Regions from separate parts of the Homo sapiens genome. Here region 1 is linked to region 2. A link is a loop called in an ENCODE intact Hi-C map of the cell type or tissue named here. Cell type or tissue: chondrocyte. All regions are shown on one strand. Links, peaks and the distances in the headings refer to the core of each region. The heading gives the core; the rest is flanking DNA. Region 1 holds the start of LINC02577 (long intergenic non-protein coding RNA 2577). Region 2 overlaps PRKAR2B (protein kinase cAMP-dependent type II regulatory subunit beta).

Region 1 (11,486 bases), core at 1,201-9,200, 370 kb after region 2:
GGCTGGTTTGTACCACCAGCTAAGCTTTCCTAGGTCTCCAGCTCACAGACAGCAGATTGAGGGACTTCTCAGCCTCCATAATCATGGGAGCCAATTCCATATTTCTCTATCTCTATACCTCCTATGGGTTCTGTTTCTCTGGAGAACCCTGACTAATACAAATGGTTTATAGTACAAGATTCTCTGAATCCTTGGGGTTTGGATCTTGATGTTTAAAGTTAATGCTCTAAAATTTAAAAGAAAAAAAAAAGAAAATCCCTTTTTTCTTCTCTCAAACTCTTGCTACTTACAATAGAGAGCCATACCCCCAACCCTAAATGTGCCCAATTTCATCTGATCTAGGAAGCTAAGCCCAACTAGCGTTGGGCCTAGTTAGTATTTAGATGGGAGAAAACCAGGCCCCTGTAGGCCATGGTTTCTGGTGTCCATTTACCAAACTCTCCTCTGTAGTTCATGATCAATGGCTTTTGTTCTGCCTGGATGGTCCTACCCTGTTGTACCCAGAAAGTGTCTGCTGACTGCTGAATGGTGGGTGAAAAGAAAGGGCAATAGGAATTAGAAAGCATGTGGTTTAATAATTTTTAAAAATTCCCTACTTTAATTAGGAAGTGATGCATATTTCTGGAATTTTCACCAAGAGATCATGGTGTTTCTAGGAAGCTGGCTAACTACGCCTGATATATTTAAAAAACAAAAAAACCCCAAACCCAAAAAACTACAACCTACTCAATTACATTGCAACTTGCCGGGAATTAAGTAATGGTGTTCTCAGAACTGTAGAGTACAATGTAATCAGTGTTTATCTGATTCTGTGCTGAAGAGTCTGGGCTTAACTTCCTGAGGACCAGCAGGCTACCTAGCTGGTAATGTCTCTAGAATGGAGAGCAGCTCATCCAAGAGCCCAGCTTTTGAGGGCATAGAGTTGATGAATTTCATGGGAAAGGCAGGACCCTTCACTCCAACTTCTAGCTGTTTGATAGCAATTCTCAAGCTTTAGTATGAATACAAGTCATTTAGGAAGATTGTTTAATAATATAGATTCCTTGAACCCCCATACAGATCATCTGATTCATAGGTCTGGGTTGGGGCCTAGGAATTTACATTTTTGCATACTTCTTCTGGACCATGTTTTGAGACCTTTAGACTCCCATTTGGAGAGCCTAGGATAAAAATTTAGGAATTGTTGAAAATACCATCCTTAGATCCAGACCGGAGGGGCTCCTGCCCTGGGGTCTGTGATTTAGAAGGCCCTGCTCTGGCCCTCCCCTGGCCATGTTGGTCTCCATGGGATGAGGAGTCTGGGGGCTCTAGGGGATATGCCAACCTTGAGACTGTGAGCAGACTTCCAGACTGTGATCTAGGGAGAGAGAGAGAGACAGAGAGAGAGAGGTTGATTTTGAAGAACTGGCGCCTGTAATAATAGAGGCTGAGAAATCCCACAATCTGCTATGTGCAAGCTGGAGCCCAGGAAAGCCAATGGTGTAGTTCAGTCCAAGTCAAAATGCCTGAGAACCAGGGAAGCCAATGGTGTGAATCTCAGTCGAGGGCCAGAGAAGATGTGATGAAATGTCTCTGCTCAAGCAGGCAGGCGGCAAGCAAGTTAAGGGCGAATTCCTCCTTCCTTTGCCTTTTGTTCTCTTCAGGCCCTCAGGAGAGTAGATGGTGACCACCCACACTGGGGCAGACACCAACTTTGCCAATCCACGGATTCAAATTCTAATCTCCTCTGGAAATACCCTCACAGACATACCCAGAAATCAGGTTTAATCCGAGCACCTGCGTCCAGTCAAGTTGCCACATAGAATTCAGCATCACAGGTGCTGAGCTGGCTCCTGACTGTGCAAGGGCTTCTTCCCTGGTCTGACCTCCAGAGGGCATACCCTGCTGGGTGTGTCCTTACGCCTGAGTAGTGGCCAAAGGGCAGCTGTTTGTGGAGGTGTGGATGGAGTTGACTGTGTGAGCTGCAGCATGCACTAGTGGCCCCAGGAAGTTCCTCATTCATGGAGGGCTGGCTGTGGGAAAAGAGGGAGCATGGGCTGTGAGCCAGGAGTTAGCACTCCCTGTGCCACCGCATTCCTACCTTGGGTTTCTGGGTTGTTTGGAGGGTATATTTATCAGATAGGAGAATAGGATCTTTTATTCAGCAGTTTGTTAGCTTTGATTTATAACTTCTAAATAACTAGACACATGGTTTGGGGACCTTAGTCTGTACTCTTGCTTTGGGCCCCACAAATGTTAGAGGCAGACCAGATCAACATTTCCAGATTAGTAACATCTTAGACTTGATTTCTTCTAAACAAGAATTGTCCTTCAAGCCAGGCCCCAGGGAGGGAAAAATGGACAAAAGGTAAAGGAAATATGACCTCCAGGCTGGCAGGGCCCAGGGAGGGAAAACCCAGCTTGTGTGGCAAGGCAGCAAATCTTGGCGTGTCCTTTCTAAGCCCTGTCTGCATCTCAGGTAAGGAGTGAGAGAATGGGAATGGGGCATAATTCTGTTTTGCAGAACTGACAGACTTGAGCTATCTTGGGGGACCCAAAATCTAGGTTTTTCTAATTTCATTCTCTCCAGGATTCTAGCCTCCCCAGCATGAGTCAAGTTGTCCTAATTTTTCCTAGAATGAGATAATAGTCTGAAAATGTGAACACTTTTCTGGGTAACTTTAACATATTTTCAGAAACAATTGCACATAAAAAAGACTTCTTCAATTATTTTATAAGGGGATTAACACGGAAACTTTTTTTTTGTATTTCACACACATTGGAATGTGTAAAAGGCATTGTTACATGACAGTCACTACTTGATACCATATTCCACATACTTTAATGAAAATATTCCTTAAAACACCCAATTACTTTTCTCCCATTAGATCTGCTATGTACAGTTGTCCAGGTTGTTGACTGTGTAAGAATACTTAGCCCAAGAAATGAATAGGATCTAAAATCCAGCCTACTGTCTCCTTGTCAAGCTGAGCGCCCTGACATGGCCTGCATTCACCAGGAGGAAGGATGCTTTTTTCTAATCACAAAAGTCACAGTCTGCTTGTCAAACCACATACCTTGCTCATGAGAGGGGCATGTTTGCTGAGGTTACCCTCAAACTAACAGAGCTGAGGATGCTAAAATGATGCCATATGTTGAGGAATAGTGAAAGCCTTCTGGGGAGATGGTCATCTTGGAATCTGATTACTTGCCCTCTCCCTCTCTGCACCCTCTCTCCCTCTCTCACTTCCACTGCAGTGAAGAGAAAGAATGCCTTTCTGGGAAAAAAATTACTGGCAAAAAAAACAAACCAAACCAAAACAAACGCCAAGAAACCCCACAACAACACAGCTGCTGTGATTTCTGTGGGTCCCAAAGAAAAGAGGAGCTAACTGCTGCTTCAGCCTGTGTAATAGCCAGGTCCTGGGACAGAATTAGCTACAGTTAGAAAATAAAGTCAACAAGGTGAGTACAGCTGGAGATGGAACATTTACTGCTACCCATCTACTAGCTTGGAATCAGGGAAGTAATTAGTCCAGTGTGGATCAGCATTGGTCATGGACTAGAGGAGGACATCTACCCTTGCCCAATCCTGAAGCCCCTTTTGGGCCCTGCTGGAACTCACAGTCCATTATTAGCAAAACCCAATAGTGTCAACCTTGGCTCTGACTCTTCCAGCACCATCTCACTCTGATGAAAACATGGCTGTCCTCTGGGAACACTGCCTTCTGATTCTGTCGTTATTCTCCTTGTCCCGTGGTGGCTGTGGTTTGCTCCCTCCAGTTGTGCCATGGGGCCTGGAGGTGGGGTGCGTTTCTTTTACACTCCTCATTGCCACTTCTGCATCATTACCTCTTTCTCTTTCCTAAAAGTGTCCTGCATTGAATCTCAGGTCATCAGGTTATGTCACCTGACTTCTCATTTTGTGACATCTGTCATCCTGAAGTCATTCCCCCTGGTTCCTCAGTGTTCCTGCCTCACCATTGCATTCCTCTTCCTGTCTTAACTCTGGGCAAGTTCAACTTACACATGGATTGTCCCTCCATTATCCTGGTCTCTCAGTTCCCTACTGACCTTTCCTCTCACAATCTGGTCCTTCCCCTTTCATCACCGTGATTGCAGACCCTGTCATTTCCCACAGCTGTGTGGCCTCCACGGCTGCAAGGCATGCCGCCCACTCTAGGACCCCTGCTTCCTCTCTTCCTAGCACGCTTCCTCAATCACCCTGTGTGCTAGAACTGTCAAAGCAAAGTGCCACAAATTAGGTGGCTTAAAGAATAGAAATGAATTCTCACACAGTTCTGGAGGTTGGAAGTCTGAGATCAAGGTGTTGATGGAGTTGGTACCATGTAGGGGGCTGCCCCAGGCTGCTGTCCTGGCCTCTGATGAATTGCTGGCAATCCTTGGCTTGTAGACTCATCACTCCAACTTCTGCCTTCGTGTTGACATGGTGTTCTCCCTGTGTGCCTGTCTGCACCCAAATTTCCTATTTTTATAAGGACACCAGTCACACTGGATTAGGACACCCCCTCATCTTAACTAGTCAGGATAAGTAAGGTAACATTCTGAGGTACCAGAGGTTAGGACTTCAACACTTAAATTTTTTTTTGAGGGGGGCATACAATTTAACCCCTAACATGCTCCATCTCCAGCAGTCCTTCCACTCCCATCTTAAATTCATGAACATAAACCCTTAATGCTGCTTGGCAAAGGCAAACATACTCCCTGATATGGTTTGGCCCTGTCCCCACCCAAATCTCATCTTGAATTGTAGCTACCATAATCCCCATGTGTTGTGGGACGGATCTGGTGGGAGGTAATTGCATCTTGAAGACAGGTTTTTCCTGTGCTGTTCTTGTGATAGTGAACAAGTCTCACAAGATCTGACGGTTTTATATAGGGCACTTCCCCTGCACACGCTCTCTTGCCTGCCGCCATGTAAGATGTGCATTTGTTCCTCCTTTGTCTTCTGCCATAATTGTGAGGCCTCCCCAGCCATGTGGAACTGTGAGTCCATTAAGCCTCTTTTTCTTTATAAATTACCCAGTCTCAGGTATTTCTTCATAGCAGTATGAGAATGGACTAATACACTCCCTCCCCTATGTCATCAGTTTTTCCCCTCTTGGCCTCATCATTACTATCACCATATAAAGATGCTCTTATTTCTCTCACATTAATTATATTAAAAACTTTCTTGACCCCACATCCACCTGTAACTCTCCCTCCAGCTCTACTATCTCTGCTGCTCTTCACTGAATGATTCTTCTGGGGTTGTCTATACTTACTGCCTTCAATTCTTCTCCTCCCATTCCCTTCAGTCCCTTCCAATCAAGCTTTTGCCTCCACTACTCCTCTGAAAGTTCTCATGTCAAGGTTAACACAGTTTGTAGTATTAGTGAATTTCTTCTTTCTTTTTTTTATCATGGTTATCCTCGATGAAAAATTGAACTTACTCCCATTTATTGCATGCATTAAGTGATGAGGTTTGCCCAAAGCTCAGGAAAACAACAAGGAGAAGGTGAAATAATGAACAATATATAGATTGGCAGGAAAAATACAGAATGAAAAAATTGTTTAGAATAAGGTAATCCTTTTATAGCATTGGCCACTCTATAGAGATTCGATTTTTAGCATTTACATTTACACATTTTAACCAATTACTTTGCCCACTTGGAGCACGTGGATGCATTTACACTGACCACTCTGTGTCCTTCCAGGTTTTCCCTGGATGGCCTTCTTGATCTCTGGCAATTTGGAATCCCAAGCCCTTTCTGGGATTATTACCTAGCCCCCAGGTCAACCCTCTCTAGGGATCCAGGGTGGAGGAGGGAGGAAGAGGAGGGGGTGGTGGTAAAAGGGGGTAGGAGCAGGAGGATTTAGTGGAACAAAGGGATGAGAGAAAATAGGAAAGAAGAAAAAGCAGCAGACCCAGGCAACATGTGCTGTGGCCATAATAACTGTTTTCTGTACTGTCTGCTGCAACTAAATTTTAAAAACATGCTTACCCTTTTTTTTTTTTTAAATGAACAAACTCCTTCAGAGGGGGTGGATTGTATAGTTTCTGGCATGCTGCAGGGGAGAAAAAGTCCATCTCGATAACTTATAAGCACGCTTTGAATTCAGAACTTTACAATTCTTCAGAAACAACTAATGAAAAAAAGAGTGCTGTTGGGCTGACTGTGAGTCACTTCCCCACCCTATGATTCACTAAGTCACAAATGCTGGACATGCGGACAGGGGAGAAGGACTTTTGATTTTGAGGATTCATGAGCTGATTCAGTACTGTCTTTATGTTTTGATGCTATCCAAGTTCAAGCTTTGAGGTGTTTTGGCATCATAAAGCAGCATCAAGGTAAGGGATCAAAGGATGGGAAAAGCCAGCATGAGTGAAGGTTTGTTAGCTAGAAGCGTCCAATTCTTGCATAATATCAGAAGGCAAGGTTAGGCAGCTACTGATAGCATGGATGCTGAAGAAAGCTGAAGTACTTTCAAATCCAGATAGCTCCAATTGCTTGCTCTCCTATGACTACTCTTAACTGAAATATTTATAGTGACTCAAGAACGACAGCAAAATAAATATCCTTGGGCTCCCCACTGGTCTAAATCCCTTCACAAAAAACCTTGTCACTGGAAACACTGACAAATACTATATGTTTAGAAAACATCATATAAAATATCCAAATAAATAAGCTATACAGTAATTGGTCCTTTAAATTATTTTAAGGAGGTAAAATATTCTAACATCTGAATTTCTACCTGTCAGAGGCTTTTGAACCAGAGCAATTCCATCTTGAATAGGGGGTGGGTAAAATAAGGCTGAGACTTACTGAGCTGCATTCCAGGAGGTTAAGGCATTCCTAGTCACAGGATGAGATAGGAGGTCGGCACAAGATACAGGTCACAAAGACCTTGCTGATAAAACAGCATGCGTAAAGAAGCTGTCCAAAACCCACCAAAACCAAGATGGCGATGAAAGTGACCTCCAGTCGTCTCACTGCTCATTATACACTAATTATATAATGCGCTAACATGCTAAAGACACTCCCGCCAGTGCCATACAGTTTACAAATGCCATGGCAACATCAGGAAGTTACCCTATATGGTCTAAGAAGTCGGCAGGGGCAGAGGCGGGAACCCTCAGTTCCGAGAATTGCCCACCCCTTTCCTGGAGACTCATGAATCATCAACCCCTTGTTTAGCATATAATCAGGAAGTAACAAAAAGTATCATCAGTCGAGCAGCCCATGCCGCTATTCTGCCTATGGAGTAGCCATTCTTTATTCCTTTACTTTCCTGATAAACTTGCTTTCACTTTACTGTATGGACTTGCCTTGAATTCTTTCTTGCGTGAGGTCCAAGAACCCTCTCTTGGGTTCTGAACTGAGACCCCTTTCTGTAACAAAAACATTTAATTACGACGTCATGACATTCTGGAAGGTTTCTTTGGAATGATGTCCTAGTTTGAGCTCCCAGTTTGATAGTACAAGTTGAGTATCCTTAATCAAAAAATCTGAAACCTGAAATGCTCCAAAATTTGAAATTTTTGAGTGCCAACATGGTACTCAAAGGAAATGCTCATTGGAGCATTTCAGATTTTGGATTTTTGAATTAGGGATGCTCAACCAGTAAGTATAATGCAAATATTCCAAAACTGGGAAAAAATCAAAATTGGAAACACTTCTCATCCCAAGCATTTCAGATAAGGGATACTCGCCCTGTAAAACTTGAACATTCTTGTTAGTAGAAAATTAAATGTAATGAATGAGATGAATGTACCTGTATTTGGTTTTTCTGTTTTAAGAAACTAAATGTTCAAAGATTATTAGCATACACTCAATTACAGAGATATTAAATACTAATTGGATTGTGACTCTGATTTTATTTTCATCTAGATTATTTTGATTTACCTATGACATTATTTCATATCATTGCTCATAGGAAGCCTACCTTTTTGCTTGGTAGTGAGTGTGAAGCAGCTGAAAGAAATGGAGATATTTGAGAAACTACCAGCTGGTAACCAATATATACACTTGAGATACATCTATGTATTTTTCAGATTGGAACAGTGAGTGACTATAGGTTCCAAAACAAAATTTGGTGTTAAATCCCCCATGAGTATCTTGTGCGATAGCATATTTTAAGATTGCTGAATTCATGGGGGAAAAAAGCATACTGCTAAACCAAAATGCATGAGTACAGTTGAAAAGTTAAAAAGTTATATTCCTGTTTTTGAAATTTTACCCCAAATTTTGACGACAACAACAACAACAAGACTGCTTGGTTAAGTTTATTAGATTAAAAATATTGCTAAAATCAGGCTAAATATGCATGCAAAGTTCCTTCTGATATGACCTGGCTGAAAAACATTAAAAATCAATAGAATTATAAACTAAATCATGCCTTGAGCTGTGAAAGACGAAATGACCATCACAAGTAAACTGATAGGCATGAGTTCTCAATAGGCAATGACTTACTTATGTTAAAAGATGGAAGAAACATAGATCAGTGTAGTTCAAGCCCTTCACAAATGTTAGAAACCAAGAAATTGAGGTGCACAGTGGTTGCTTGACTTGCCCAAGGTCCCATGACTTGTCAGTGGCAGAGCCAGGCTGGAATTTGACCCTGCATTCCAGGAATGAGCACCTTTATTATACCATGCCAGGCCAGCACCAAAATTCCAGGACTGCTTTTACAAGTGTTACATTTAACCAGGGTTCTTAATTACTAGCTGGTAAGGAATTTGCATAGAACCATATGGATGTAGATCAAAATCATGTGATTAAGTGTTTCACAAGTGGTAAATTACATATATGTGTATATATATATGAATGAGAGAATTAAAATTACTTTAAAAATATATTTAATTTTAAAAAAAGCCTTGGGATCATCTATTGAGATGAAAACAGTAATGTCATGGAAAGATTACCAGATGTCTACAGGAACTGACCTCCCATCTTGCCCTGCCATTCATTGGCTGTGGAATTGCTTCATTTTCCAGTCAACAAAACGGGGATGTTGATGACTGCTGTACCTTCAATAAACACTCTGAGGATAAATAAAATAGAATAAGTGGAGTGTTCCGAGGGTTTCTTACCTTCCTAAAAGAATTAAAATAGGAGACTTAGGCTTTAGACCACAACTTGTTTAACTTATGTTGCTGATGACTACAAGTTTCCTTGCAGTTATGAGTCAGTGATTCTCAGGAATTCCTTTTTGCACCACTTAACCTTTAAACTGTTTTCTTTATTGAACCTTAGATTTAGAAGACTGAGAAATCACCTAGAGATTTCTCCTCTCAGTTCAACTACCCACTCATAGAAATGCTGATACAGAACTTATTCCTGTGCAAGGTAGTTTATTCCGTGGTTGGAAAGCCACAATATAGAAAAATGTTCATGTTATTGAACAAAAATTTATCTCAGTGTAATTTTTTTGTCATTCATTTTTATTTTATTTTTCTATAGGTTATTGGGGTACAGGTGGTATTTGGTTACATGAGTTAAGTTCTTCAGTGGTGATTTGTGAGATTTTGGTGTGCCCATCACCTGAGCACTATATACTGCACCCTATTTGTAGTCTTTTATCCCTCACCAGGCTCCCACCCTTCCCTCCAAGTCCCAAAAGTCCATTGTATCATTCTTATGTCTTTGTGTCCTCATAGCTTAGCTCCCGCATATAAGTGAGAACATACCATGTTTGGTTTTCCATTCGTGAGTTAATTCACTTAGAATAATAGTTTCCAATCTCATCCAGGTCGCTGTGAATGTCATTAATTCATTCCTTTTTATGGCTGAGTAGTGTTCCATCATATATATATAATATATATATTATATATATTATATGATATATATATAATATATGTATTATATATATTATATGATATATATAATATATGTATTATATATATTATATGATATATATATAATATATGTATTATATATATTATATGATATATATATAATATATGTATTATATATATCATATGATATATATATAATATATGTATTATATATATCATATGATATATATAATATATGTATATATATATCATATGATATATATATTATATATATTATATGATATATATATTCCGTCATGTATATATGATATATGTATCATGGAACCAACCCAAATGCCAATCAATCAATTAGTGGATAAAGAAACTGCGAGATATATATATATATATATATATATATATATATATATATATATATATATATTCCATCATATATATGTGATATATATCATGTATATAATTCCATTATGTATATATGATATATATATATATATATTCCATCATATATATATCATATATATATGGTTGAACTACACTGGGCTTTAACTACACTGATCTATGTTTCTTCCATCTTTTAACATAAATAAGTCATTGCCTATATTCCATCATATATATATGATATATATATATCACAGTGTAATTTTTAACTGTAATCTTAGTTTTTTTTGTTTTGAGTTACATAGATTTTATCAATTCTTAAATTATTTGAATTCAACTATCAAGTTTCTCCTAAATTTTCAATGTTGTAGTAAGAAAGAAGATAGCATTATTAAGTGGCTACTGTGCAATATTAACACTTTTATCTGGGTGTTTTCAATTAAAACTCAAAATAAGTTAATGCCAAGTAACCTCCATTCCTGCATTGATGAGACTAGTAAAGTTGCTAAAACCATAAGCCCTGAATTTAGGCACACCTGGATTTAAGTCTTGGCCACTTACTAACTATAAATTGCAGAAATTACTTAGCCCCTCAGGCTTAGCTTCCTCGCTGATAAATTTTAAAAGCAATAATTCTAATGATAATGTGGTGGTTATGAGGTTAAAAAATATAATGCCTGGGCAACATGATGAAGCCCCATCTTTATGAAATATATATAAATTAGCCAAACATGGTGACGTGCCTGTAGTCTTAGCTATCGGGAGGCTGAGGTGGGAGGACTGCTTGAGCCTGGGACGGGGAGGTTGCAGTGAGCTAAGATTGTGCCATTGCACTCCAGCCTGGGCAACAGAGCAAGATCCAGTCTCAAAACATATGTATATATGGCATGTGACTATATAATGCATAGTAACTGTTCAATAAATGTAAGCTATTGGTATTATTAGTCTCTCTGTCTCTCTCTTTTTTTTTGGCCTTATGTTTATCCCAAATAATTTGTATTTTCTTTGTTTTGGGCCTGATTTCTATATGAAGAAATAGTTTTGAATTGTCTCCTCGTGTATTAGCTCTGTCTCCCTAATTTTTAAATTGAAATATTCATAAACATGCATTCTGTGGTTTTCATGTTTTTGACAAAAATATTGAACAGAAATGAGCAAATCATAAATTCTTGGAGTTTGCCTTTTAAGGTGGAAGTCAAGTCTTTGGCCAATATTCTTTGGGTGACATTGAATGCCTAACTATGCAGCAAACCACCAGTCATCTTGCTGTTACCTGGGCCCTCATTCCTCCATCTTAACAACAAAAGGTGTGCATCACGATATTTGGCAAATG
Region 2 (11,486 bases), core at 1,495-9,494:
TGCGTCGGCCTCCCAAAGTGCTGGGATTACAGGCGTGAGCCACCGAGCCCGGCCCTAAATGAAGAGGTTTTGATGGACAATTATGTAGTAATGATTTCATTTGTAAAATTATTTGAAATAATACTTTCTTTTTCCCCCCCAAGATGGAGTCTCGCTCTGTCACCCAGGCTGGAGTGCAGTGGTGCAATCTCAGCTCACTGCAGCCTCCACCTCCTGGATTCAGGCGACTCTCCCACCTCACCCTCCCAAGTAGCTGGGATTACAGGCATGTGCTACCACACCCAGCTAATTTTTTTTTCCTTTTTTTAAAATTTTACTTTAAATCAGGGATACATGTGGAGAACATGCAGGTTTGTTACACAGGTATACATGTGCCATGGAGGTTTGCTATACCTATCAACCTGTCTGGTTTTAAGCCCCGCATGCATTAGGTATCTGTCCTAATACTCTCCCTACCTTCACTCCCCACCCCCTGACAGGCCCCGGTGTGTGATGTTCCCCTCCCTGTGTCCATGTGTTCTTATTGTTCAACTCCCACTTATGAGTGAGAACATTCGGTGTTTAGTTTTCTACTCCTGTGTTAGTCTGCTGAGAATGATGGCTTCCAGCTTCATCCATGTCCTGCAAAGGACATTATCTCATTCTTTTTTATGGCTGCATAGTACTCCATGGTATATATGTACCACGTTTTCTTTATCCAGTCTATCACTGATGGGCATTTGGGTTGGTTCCATGTCTTTGTTATTGTAAATAGTGCTGCAATAAACATATGTGTGCATGTGTCTTTATAGCAGAATGATTTATATTCCTTTGGGTATATACCCAGTAATGGGTTTTCTGGGTCAAATGGTATTTCTGCCATTAAAAAGTGGGCAAAGGATATGAACGGACACTTCTCAAAAGAATCAAAAGAAGATATTTATGCAGCCAAAAAAAAAATGAAAAAAAGATCATTACTGATCATTAGAGAAATGCAAATCAAAACCATAATGAGAAACCATCTCACGCCAGTCAGAATGGCAATTATTAAAAAGTCAAGCAACGATAGATGCTGGTGAGGTTGTGGAGAAATAGGAATGCTTTTGCACTGTTGGTGGGAATGTAGATTGGTTCAACCATTTTGGAGGACAGTGTAGCAATTCCTCAGGGATCTAGAACCCGTATTTATTTATTTTTTTGTATTTTTATTAGAGATGGGGTTTCACCATGTTGGCCAGGCTGGTCTCGAACTCCTGACCTTGAAGTGATCTACCTGCCTCAGCCTCCCAAAGTGCTGGGATTACAGGCGTGAGCCACTGTGCCTGGCCTTGAAATAATATATTCTCTACCACTGTATTTCTGCTAAAAAACCAAGAAAATGTGGCAACACTGGGGTAAGAATTTCACCCAAATTTCAGCCTAGATAACAGCATACATAGTTGGAAATGGCAACACTGCTGTGTATGCCAGCAGCGTCCCCTTAGTTGGCAGAAACATGTCTGCGGATCCTGTGCTCCTGAGGAAGTGCCGAGACATGCACCCTGCGTCATCCTAACATCGCAAGCATTGGTGTGGTGACCCAAGATAAGCCATCAACTTGCAAAGAGCAGAAAGCATCCAGATGGAGCCGGAAGCAGCAGATGTGGGCCTTGACATTTTCACTACAGTCAACTGAGGACCAAACTCTGACATGCTAGCCTACTGACATTCCATTTCAAGGCTTTGGAAGGACTTCTAAAAGAAAAGTGTTGCTCTACCCATATACCTGTTCTTTCTTGCTTTTGTTTCTTAATGAACTCTGCCTTGATCTCCAATGATGCAGTCTGAATTAAACAATACAATATGGAAGATAATAATACAGACACTGACTTCTCTAAGCCTCTCAAAGTGATTCTGGAGAAACTTAAAATATTTCAAAACTCCTTAATACAAATTCAAGAAGTTTAGCATCTGATTCTATCACAAAAATAAATGTTGAATTTAGATTTTTAGAATATAGGGTGTATATGTATATTTATAAATGCTTAAAAGACAACAAATATGTAAGAATATCCTTAATAAACCCTAAGTATAGCATATCTCCTTTCCCTTATTCTTGTATCAGGTTTTCATAAAAGCTTCATATTAAGTTTTCGAGTGTTCTGAATCATAATAGGTCTATTAACTGCTGAGTAATTTTTAACTATTTTTAAAGCACGCTCTAAGTGTATGTAAAACTGGTGAAAACTGAATATGGTCTGTGAATTATGCCAATGTCATTTTCCTAGTTTTGATATTGTTATTAACAGTGATGCAAAACGCATTAGGAGAAACTGGGTGAAGAGTACACGGGACCTCTCAAAACTATTTTTGCAACTTCCTGTGAATCTATAATTATTTCAAAATAAAACCTTAAAAAATCATTTAAAACATGCTCTTTGCTTTGTTATTTACTAGTTTATACAGTAGAACTTTAACCTTGCTTGACTCCATTTCTTCCCAATCCCTGACTGCTCTAACACACACATACACACACACACACTCAGCAATGGGAGAGGGGTGTTGATCGAAAGATTTACTTATGTATTTGTCTTCTAAAACAATTCTTTTTCTCAGTCTCAAAGACCTTGAATCTTGTTTCCCATATAAAGGAAAAGACTGCATTTCAGATAAAGAGCACAAAACAGTATAAGGCTGTGATACAAAAATTACAGAATCTATTAAAAATCCATTTTAATCATTTGCTTAGTGCTTCAAAAATATAACTAGGAAACAAGGTACTATCATCTGCATGCTTTACCTGTGAACTTCAACAGTCTTCACAAATTCTACTTTTGGTAGCCCTACTCCAACCCAGGTATCTAATATTATTGGTTCCAGCTGGGATCTTAGAAAAGTATTAGGGATTAAATAACATGTTGACCCACATGTAGTCTTGGAAGCCAAAACAGTATATGTTGCAGTGTGTTCCTTTCTTGGTGAATTTTATCAAGGAGCAGCCTCAGGAATTTTCATCATGAACTGATCATGCAAAACTCTATAGAATTTTCCAGTGTACTTTCTGGGTCCTCATTAATGTCATGGAACATTCACCTGTTTTTTCCTCTTATAAATGACTACAATGATGCAGAAAACCATTTGATGGTTTAATACACCTTCATTAGGAGTTAATTACATAAACAAAAATATTCAATAGAGTAATGACTATAAATGAAACCATTTTTAACAGGTCATTTGGTAGAAGTAATATTTATTTAACCCATCACTGCATACTAATTTTAGAAATATGAAAAGTTTATCAAGATCTACCACTACAGGAACCTTTTGGAATATAACCCTAAACTGAATTACATTTCAAAATATCATACCTGAGCAATGATTTGTTCTCCATCGTTGTATACTTTGGTGCCTATCACATCTACTACTTTCAGGCGTTCAGAAAACTACAAAGAAAGAAAAACAATATTAAATAGAAACAAATTAACTGGGTAAGCTTATCTAGTTCGGGAGTAAAAAACTGGTAGCCTATAGGCCAAATAAATCGAGCAGTGTGTAGGTTGTATATGTGTTTGTTGTATTAATTACCAGCCAGCATTTTAAAATAATTTTTCATAAAAATTCAATCTCCAGCTTCTCTTGAAAAATCAGCATCACATAGCCCATATTTCCACATGGCAACAATAAAACTATGGTGGGATAGCAGCTGTTTCTTTAATGAAATACATGTTCTCCAATCTGCCAAAGTCCCTTCCTGGCTTGGTTTTCTTCTCTGTGTTACCTGCCTAGCTCTGAAGGCACCAGATTTCCAATCCCTGACCTACTCTTATTTAAAGAAATATGCTGCTGGAAAAGATCAGCTGTCTACCACGCACTGTGTGATGTGGACAAAATTTTTACCAGATGTAAGCTGATAATCCAACAGAGACATTCAAAAGGAGAAGCACTGCTGTTTTGACACTTGCCATTTTATAAGATGTTGTGGGTACATATATATGCCTGTCTTTAATTACTCTCAAAATACTTCAAATATGACAGTGAAATAGAAAAGCATTTAATTTAATGATGAAGTATGGAAAATGAAGCTGAATTTTTAGGGTAACAACAACCTACTCTCTCTCATAAGTCTCTACCTTCAAAGATAAAAACCTAAGAGCTGGTCTCATTGAGAAGACCTCTGGGCTGAGAAATGAAGGAGCCCTGCAGCTGTGTAGGAAGACATTCCAGACAGACGGCAAGTACAAAGACCCCGAAGTGGGTGTGGGACAGGTGTGTTTGAGGAGTGGCAAGAAGCTGATGTGTCAACAGAGAGATGATGAGTGTGGAGCAGTAGGAAATGAGGTTGGGGAAAATGGGTGGGGGAATGGGACAGTCTGTGCAGAGCCTTAGAGGCCATGTGAGGAGGAGCTTAAATAGAGCAGTGCCACAACCAGGGATTTTAAAAGATGACTCTGCAATTAGCCAGGCAAGAGGTGATGGTGGTTCATATGAGTCAGTGCTAACTCGAAGGTTTTTGGCCTGAGACACTGGAAGGATATGTTGCCATCTGCGGGGAAAGAGAAAAGGAGTAGATTTGGGACATACTAGGTTTGAGATGTCTATTAGACATCTGAGAGGAAATCTTACATTTGCAGTTGGATAAGTAAGTCTGACCTTCAAGGGAGGGGCCTTGCCCAGTGATATCAATTTTAAGAAGCATCAATATATGGACAGTACAGGTGGTCCCTGACTTACAGTGGCTTGATTAATGATTTTTCAACCTTACAGTTGTTTGAAAGCGATAGAAACTATACTTCTAATTTTGAGTTTCGATCTTCTCCCAGGCTAGCGATATGCAGTACAACGCCAGGCAGAGAGCCACAACGCCCAGCCAGCCTCACCACAATGAGGTGAACAACCCATGCTCTCCAGTGCACTGTGCTGCCAGGTGACTGTTCCCAGCTGTAGGCTGATGTGAGTGTCCTAAGCATGTTTCAGGTAGGCTAGGCTGAGCTCGAATGTTCCATAGTTTAGGTGTATTAAATACATTTTCTATTTATGATATTTTCAACTCACAATGGGTTTATTCGTAAGGTAACCCCATAGTAAGTCAAGGGACATCTGTATTTAAGGCCATGGGATTCGACATGTTCACCAAGTGAATAAGTGTATCCTGAAAAGAGAAGAGGCCAAGGACAGAGGCCTGGAATGCCAGTTTTAAGAGGAGAAGAAAAGAGGAATAAACAGCAAAGATGACTGAGAGGAAGAGGCCAGAGAGGACATTCTATATCTAGAGAACGCCTCACTGTAAAGTTACAACTAGTGGCTCTTGTCTACATCTATGTGATTATATTAAGTCTGCTATCAGATAAAGACCACATATAAATTTGCTATAGATGCTGGGTAGGAATGTATTACTTTCAAATAACAAAACAAATGAAATTATAGATAGCAGAAGAAACAATGAGTTATAAAAATTAGCACTACCATTTAATCTTTTCAAATAAAAACATGGATAGATTTTTTTTTATTCAAAGAAATTTTTCTATAGAACTAAATATTCCTAGCAAAACAGAAACTTTTAAAGCAAAATAAAATAAAAGCATAAACATATACTTACCTCCAAAGATTTAAGGAATGGCAGTGACTCAATAAAGCTTTCATACATTTTTCTCTTTTTGGCATTGTTTTTCACAATTATTCTCCTGAAGGTTACCCTGTCCTACAGGCAGAACAGTTAAAGGGTAAATTTTATGGGGGTAAAGCTATACAAATAGTTTTATTTTATTCCCTACAAGAAACAATGATTGAAGATTCTGAAATAAAAGATTAACATCATTATACTTTTAATGCAACTCATTTCATATTTTTATTTCGTCAAGCACAAAATATAATACAGAACCACATAAAATACTGTTTTCTTTTTTTTTTTTTTTTTTTTTTTTAAAGAAAGCATCTGTTGACTTTTTATACATAACAGAAATCTGACCAATATGTTGGGTTCTGCCCACAAGGAGGCGCTGTCACAGCATTTTTAAATATGTATACTAGCACTCTGTTCTTTTACTCTGTTATGTACTCTACGTTCTTTTTCATATCCACATTATGTCAAAATTTTCTTGTCAAAAATGTGGAGGGATGCCCAAAGAAATTATAAATGCTTAAAGTGATGGCTACTCCATTTACCCTGATGTGATCATTATATATTGTATGCTGTTATCGAAATAGCTTATGTACCCTGTAAATATATACACATAATATGTACTCATAAAAAAAATTTTTATTTAATGTGAAGGCACAGAGAAACTACAACTATGTTTTTGAGTAAGATCTAATTCCAGTGTTTACCATGTTCACAGTCTAAAATGTTCCTGTTTATACTATCATGCCCTCAAAGATACAGAACTCGGTTGAAGAACTAGTAAAAATTTTAAGGATACAGCTCAAAACATTATTTTCCTAAAAATTTTATTTTAAATAATTTCTCATAAAATATTTTAATTCTTTAATAAAAGCCTCAATAATTATGTTAGATTGGCATTCATTAATAAACAATTATACCATTTTAATAAAGTAAAAATTGGGATATATTATTTAATAAATTACTATGCCAATATTTTAATTTTTTTTTACTTTTATTTTTAATTTTTGTGGGTACATAGTAGGTGTATATTTATGGGGTACATGAGATGTTCTGATACAGGCATGCAACATGAAATATGCACATCATAGAGAATGGGGTATCTGCCCCCTCAAGCATCTATCCTTTGAGTTACAAAAAATCCAATTACATTTATTTTAAAATATACAATTTTATTATTGACTATGGTCACCCTATTGTGCTACCAAATACTAGGTCTTATTCATTCTTTCTTATGCCAACATAATAAGGCTGAATTTAAATGAACTAGTGCAATGGAGAAAAATGCCAGTATAGATGAAAGTCTCTAGGTGTGATGGACTGCAACTGAATGTTTCTATCACTCTAAAATCCCTCTGTTGAAATCCTAATCACCCAGGATAGTATTAGGTGGTGGAGCCTTTGGAAGATGGTTAGGTCATGAGGCTGGAGCCCTCATGAATGGGATTAATGTCCTTATAAAAGAGATCCCAATGAGCTCCCTTGCCCCTTCCACCATGTGAGAACACAAGTAGAAGACGCTGTCTGTTAAACAGGAAAACAAGCCCTCACCAGACACCGAATCTTCTGGTGCCTTGATCTTGGACTTCTCAGCGTCCAGACCATGAGAAATAAATGTATGCTGCTTAAGCCACCCATTCTATAACAGTCTGTCATAGCACCCCAAAAGGACTAAGACACTAGGAAATTAAACATCTTGTTTCCCAATTTGGTATTGGCTGTAATTTGGACTTGTTTTACTCCTAATACTTTTTTTAAAAGAAAATTTTACAAGATAATTAGCACAAATATTGAAATTATTTCCAAGCCTGGCTCTGCATCAGAATAAGCTATAGTATTAAAAAAGATTTCTGAGACACCAGACCTTAATGACTCAAGATCTCTGCATGTAGGGCTCAATAATTCATAAATGCTCCCAAAGTGATTCTGATATGTAATCAGGTTTGGAAATCAGGTATAACACCATTGTATGGACAGCGGTTATTGCAAAACAGAGAAGACTCAAAATAGCTTAATGATTTAGAAACTAATCATAATCAGTTATATCTCTCAGAAAGAATTTTCCATTAGTAACCTACCTCTTCACACCCACTGTGACATATAAAGTCCAGAATTTCAAATACTTTCATCCTGAAGCCATTTCAAAAATCACCTTTCCAAATCATCAGTATAGTCACGTAGATCATGTTAGCCCTAAGGCTAATAGTGACCAAATATTATTTACAGAGTGAGACTATTCTGCAATGGACTTTTCTCTTGGGCTTTTTTTGCTTATCTTTACACACCTGTATTTATAAGGCAGACCTCCAGTCTGTTGACCTTAAAAGAAAAATTTATTTTCTACTCGACTCTCCCTGAGAAGGAGTTATTATAATTAGTCAAGTCACCCTTAAAAAGTAGGCTTGAAATACTAAGTAATTATGTTAATTATTCTAACTTTTTTAGAAAGCTATTATATGTCAGGAGGATTATCACAAACTGCCCATTTTTATAAAATTTAATAACATGTATAGACTACTAAAAAGCTCTGAAAATGCTTAATCCTATCTTAGGAACTTAAGTAGTACGTGCACTAGGAAATTCTGGGTCTTTTATACCCCATTAAAGTTTCTACAAGGGCTAAAAACTATCAGTATTCAAAGAGGCCAACCTATAAAACAGTTGATCTTATTCTGAAGATGTGCAAGGAGGCAGTTTCCTCACTGTGTGACAATCTGACAATCTGAATCTGAACGGCAACCCCATTGGAATGACTACATTTGAAAAGTAAACCTTCCTGAATAAAACAGGTCATGGCAGATGCTAGATTTATCCCACCACTTTAATTACAGGCAGACAAAGACTTCTGTGGGTGAAGGACTGTCCTGGTTTGAAGTTTTTTCTTTGCTGGCTTTGGGTATTCAAATCACTGACAGTTCTTTCCTTTTCCTGAGACAATTCAGCTTTTCCTCTAAACCTTAAAAAAGTGACTCATCACATTTTTAAATAAGTATATAATAACTGGTTCCAATTAAAAGAAATGTAAAATGTCTTGTCTCTTTGATCAAGAGATATTTTTTATCAGCTGAATTGACTTCAGAGTCAAATGCTGAACTGTGACTAAATAATGTGTGACTTCCACAATGCTATATACAGTAGTCCTTGGAAATGAGACTTTTAACAGACTTCATATTTACTTCAACCTCTTCTCTTTCCACAAAAGGATTTGAGAGAAATAACCCAATAAATGCATGTCAAAACTAGTGGGTGGGCTATTTTCAACAATTTTAAAAGAAAATACATATACTGTAAACATTTCCCTAAATCGATGCTGTTTAAGGTTTGGCCTGACATCAGGCAGTACTGCCATCTCCTGGGAGCTGATGAGAAATGCAAAAATCACGGGCCTCACCCCAGAACCACTGAATCAGAATCTGCATTTTAACTGGATTCCCAGGTGATTTGTAAGCATATTAAAGTTTGAGAATCACTACCTTAAATACAATCCTCCAGAAGGAGCTTTAGTAGTGCCTAATAATTTGCATCCTATCATATGTGAAAATATTGCCCGAATGTATCTTTAAACCAGCTTTTAAGTCTTGCGGGAATACCACATTAAGAAATGTATTTAAAAGTACTAATGCTCAGGTCCCAGTGCTGAAGATTCTGATCAATTTGCCCATGGTGAGGTCTAGGTAAGAGGATTTTTTTTGAGACAGAGTCTCGCTCTGTCGCCCAGGCTGGAGTGCAGTGGTGCAATCTCAGCTTCACTGCAAGCTCCGCCTCCCGGGTTCATGCCATTCTCCTGCCTCAGCCTCCTGAGTAGCTGGGACTACAGGCACCCACGACCGTGCCCGGCTAATTTTTTGTATTTTTAGTAGAGACGGGGTTTCACCGTGGTCTCGATCTCCTGACCTCGTGGCTAGGTAAGAGGATTTTAAAAAAATACTCCAGGTAATTCTGATGTGGGGCACATGAGCACAGCCACCAAGCATTTTTTCCCTACACAACTGCTTTTAAATGCAGAGTAGTTACCAATCAATTTATAGCACCAAGAGCATCCTTTTATACTGGTTTCTCAAACTCCGAATTTCTGATGCAGTAGGTCAGAATCAGTGGGTGGGGCCCCAGAATGGGCATTTCTAAAAAGTTCCCAAGTGATACAGCTGCCAGTGTTCAGGGGACCACACTCTGGGAGCCACAACTTTATCAGATTATAATACTTACCTCAGAAAGCTATCTGAGAAAAAGTACTTAAGGCTGTGTTTGTATGGCTGGTTATTTTCTAAGAGTGGGTAAGACAGGAGCATTCTGAATCTGAGTGTCTTTCCTGGGCCACCAGGTCCCAAGCTCCTGACTGGACTGGAGGAGTGGGGGCAATGACATCAGGATCTGACTTAGTGAAGTCTTAGTGCCCTACAGTTCAGCATTCAGTGGCTGCTTAATAAATTACCTGATGACTGATGATCTTTAAATTAAAATACTACATGCGGCAATTTGTAACACCGTCATAGCAATTGCTACAAATCATAACATTCAGGTCAAATAAGTATTTTACTCACCAAACCCCACAGAGCACCAGGAGAGGTAGCAGTGATTGTAGCTGCTCTGGGTGTATTGTACATTAAGGCCAGTTCGCCGAAACTCCCACGATTATCATAGTTACCAACACATCTTCCAACACCATCACATTTCACATAAATATCAAATGTGCCTCTGTTGGACATATGTAGATTGGAGGTTAATTCAAATAAAATATCATTAAAATAAAACATTATTTCAGAAAAGAGCCCTGTGAAATAAAAATCTTATTTCCAGCCTGTTATCCCCTCCGATGACAATAAAGGGGAATCAATCTGTGCCATCTGTTCCAGACCATGTGCCTGCTGGGAAAAATGGGACTAAACAATAAAAATTTGGAATAAGGAATGATAAAACTATAACTAAAGACTACAACCAAATAGTATATGCATAAAAAACCATCTGGAGAGGCCGGGTCTCACACCTGTAATCACAGCACTTTGGGAGGCTGAGGCGGGTGGATCACCTGAGGTTAGGAGTTTGAGACCAGCCTGGCCAACATGGTGAAACCCTGTCTCTATTAAAAATACAAAATATTAGCCGGGTGTGATGGCGGGATCCCATAATCTCAGCTACTCGGGAGGCTGAGGCAGGAGAATCACTTGAACCTGGGAGACGGAGGTTGCAGTGAGCCGAGATTGTGCCACTGCACTCCAGCCTGGGTGACAAGAGCAAAACTCCAACTCAAAAAAAAAAAAAAAAAAAAAAATCATCTGAAGAGGCTGGGTGTGGTGGCTTACTTACATCTGTAATTCCAGCAATTTGGAAGTCCAAGGTAAGAGGATCACTTGAGCCTAGGAGTTCAAGACCAGCCTGGGCAACATAGCAAGATCCCATCTCTATAAAAAATTAACCTTAAAAAAAGAAAGAAAATCATCTGAAGAAACATTTATCAAATCACTGACTGTAGTTATCTAAAAGCATAAGAATAGTGAGGGATTCTAGGCATATTCGCTATCTAATTTAAGAGTTTCTGTTTGTAACATGAACATATTATTACTTTTGTGATCAGAAGAAAATAACTTTTTAAAAAGAATCTAGCTATAGCAATTTGGTTAGCCACTACTCTACAAAACTTACTAGGGTCCTTTATAATCTATAGCAGACGTTGGCAAACTATAGCCCACAAACTGGCTATCTGCTTTTGTAAATAAAGTTTCACTGCAATATAAACACTCTTGTTTGTTTATGTGTTATCTATGGCTGGTTTTATGCTACAACTGCAGAGTTGAGTAGTTACAACAGAGAACATATTGGCCTGCAAAGCCAAAAATATTTACTCTCTGGCCCTTTACTTTAGATCAACCCCCATTCTAAAGTTAAAAAGTAGAAATTCAGACTAGATATCTAA

What was found. Hi-C counts contacts between places; a loop is a spot of excess contacts. Peaks named below come from ENCODE experiments on the same cell type or tissue, not always from the same donor. Only the 100,000 strongest peaks of a DNase experiment are listed, where the experiment ranks them.
Region 1: a loop joins it to region 2, with 4 times the contacts of the local background. A loop is called at or near these places in 3 of 110 quality-filtered maps.

What each region holds. Positions count from the first base shown.
Region 1 is chr7:106,770,521-106,782,006 of GRCh38, reverse strand. It overlaps LINC02577 (long intergenic non-protein coding RNA 2577), which reads right to left and starts at 6,989. Exons shown (of 5, transcript NR_170304.1): 1 at 6,807-6,989. It also overlaps the pseudogene RNA5SP236. RefSeq lists enhancers at 5,719-6,918, 7,030-7,324. In chondrocyte, for the core only: no CTCF peak of the experiment used is centred there; no DNase peak of the experiment used is centred there.
Region 2 is chr7:107,145,092-107,156,577 of GRCh38, reverse strand. It overlaps PRKAR2B (protein kinase cAMP-dependent type II regulatory subunit beta), which reads right to left. Exons shown (of 11, transcript NM_002736.3): 6 at 10,117-10,270; 7 at 5,555-5,656; 8 at 3,327-3,401. Among named protein-coding and RNA genes, the nearest start is that of HBP1, 18 kb to the left of the region's middle. RefSeq lists an enhancer at 3,502-4,701. In chondrocyte, for the core only: CTCF peaks have their summits at 5,671, 5,956 (motif pointing right), 8,686 and 8,916 (motif pointing left); no DNase peak of the experiment used is centred there.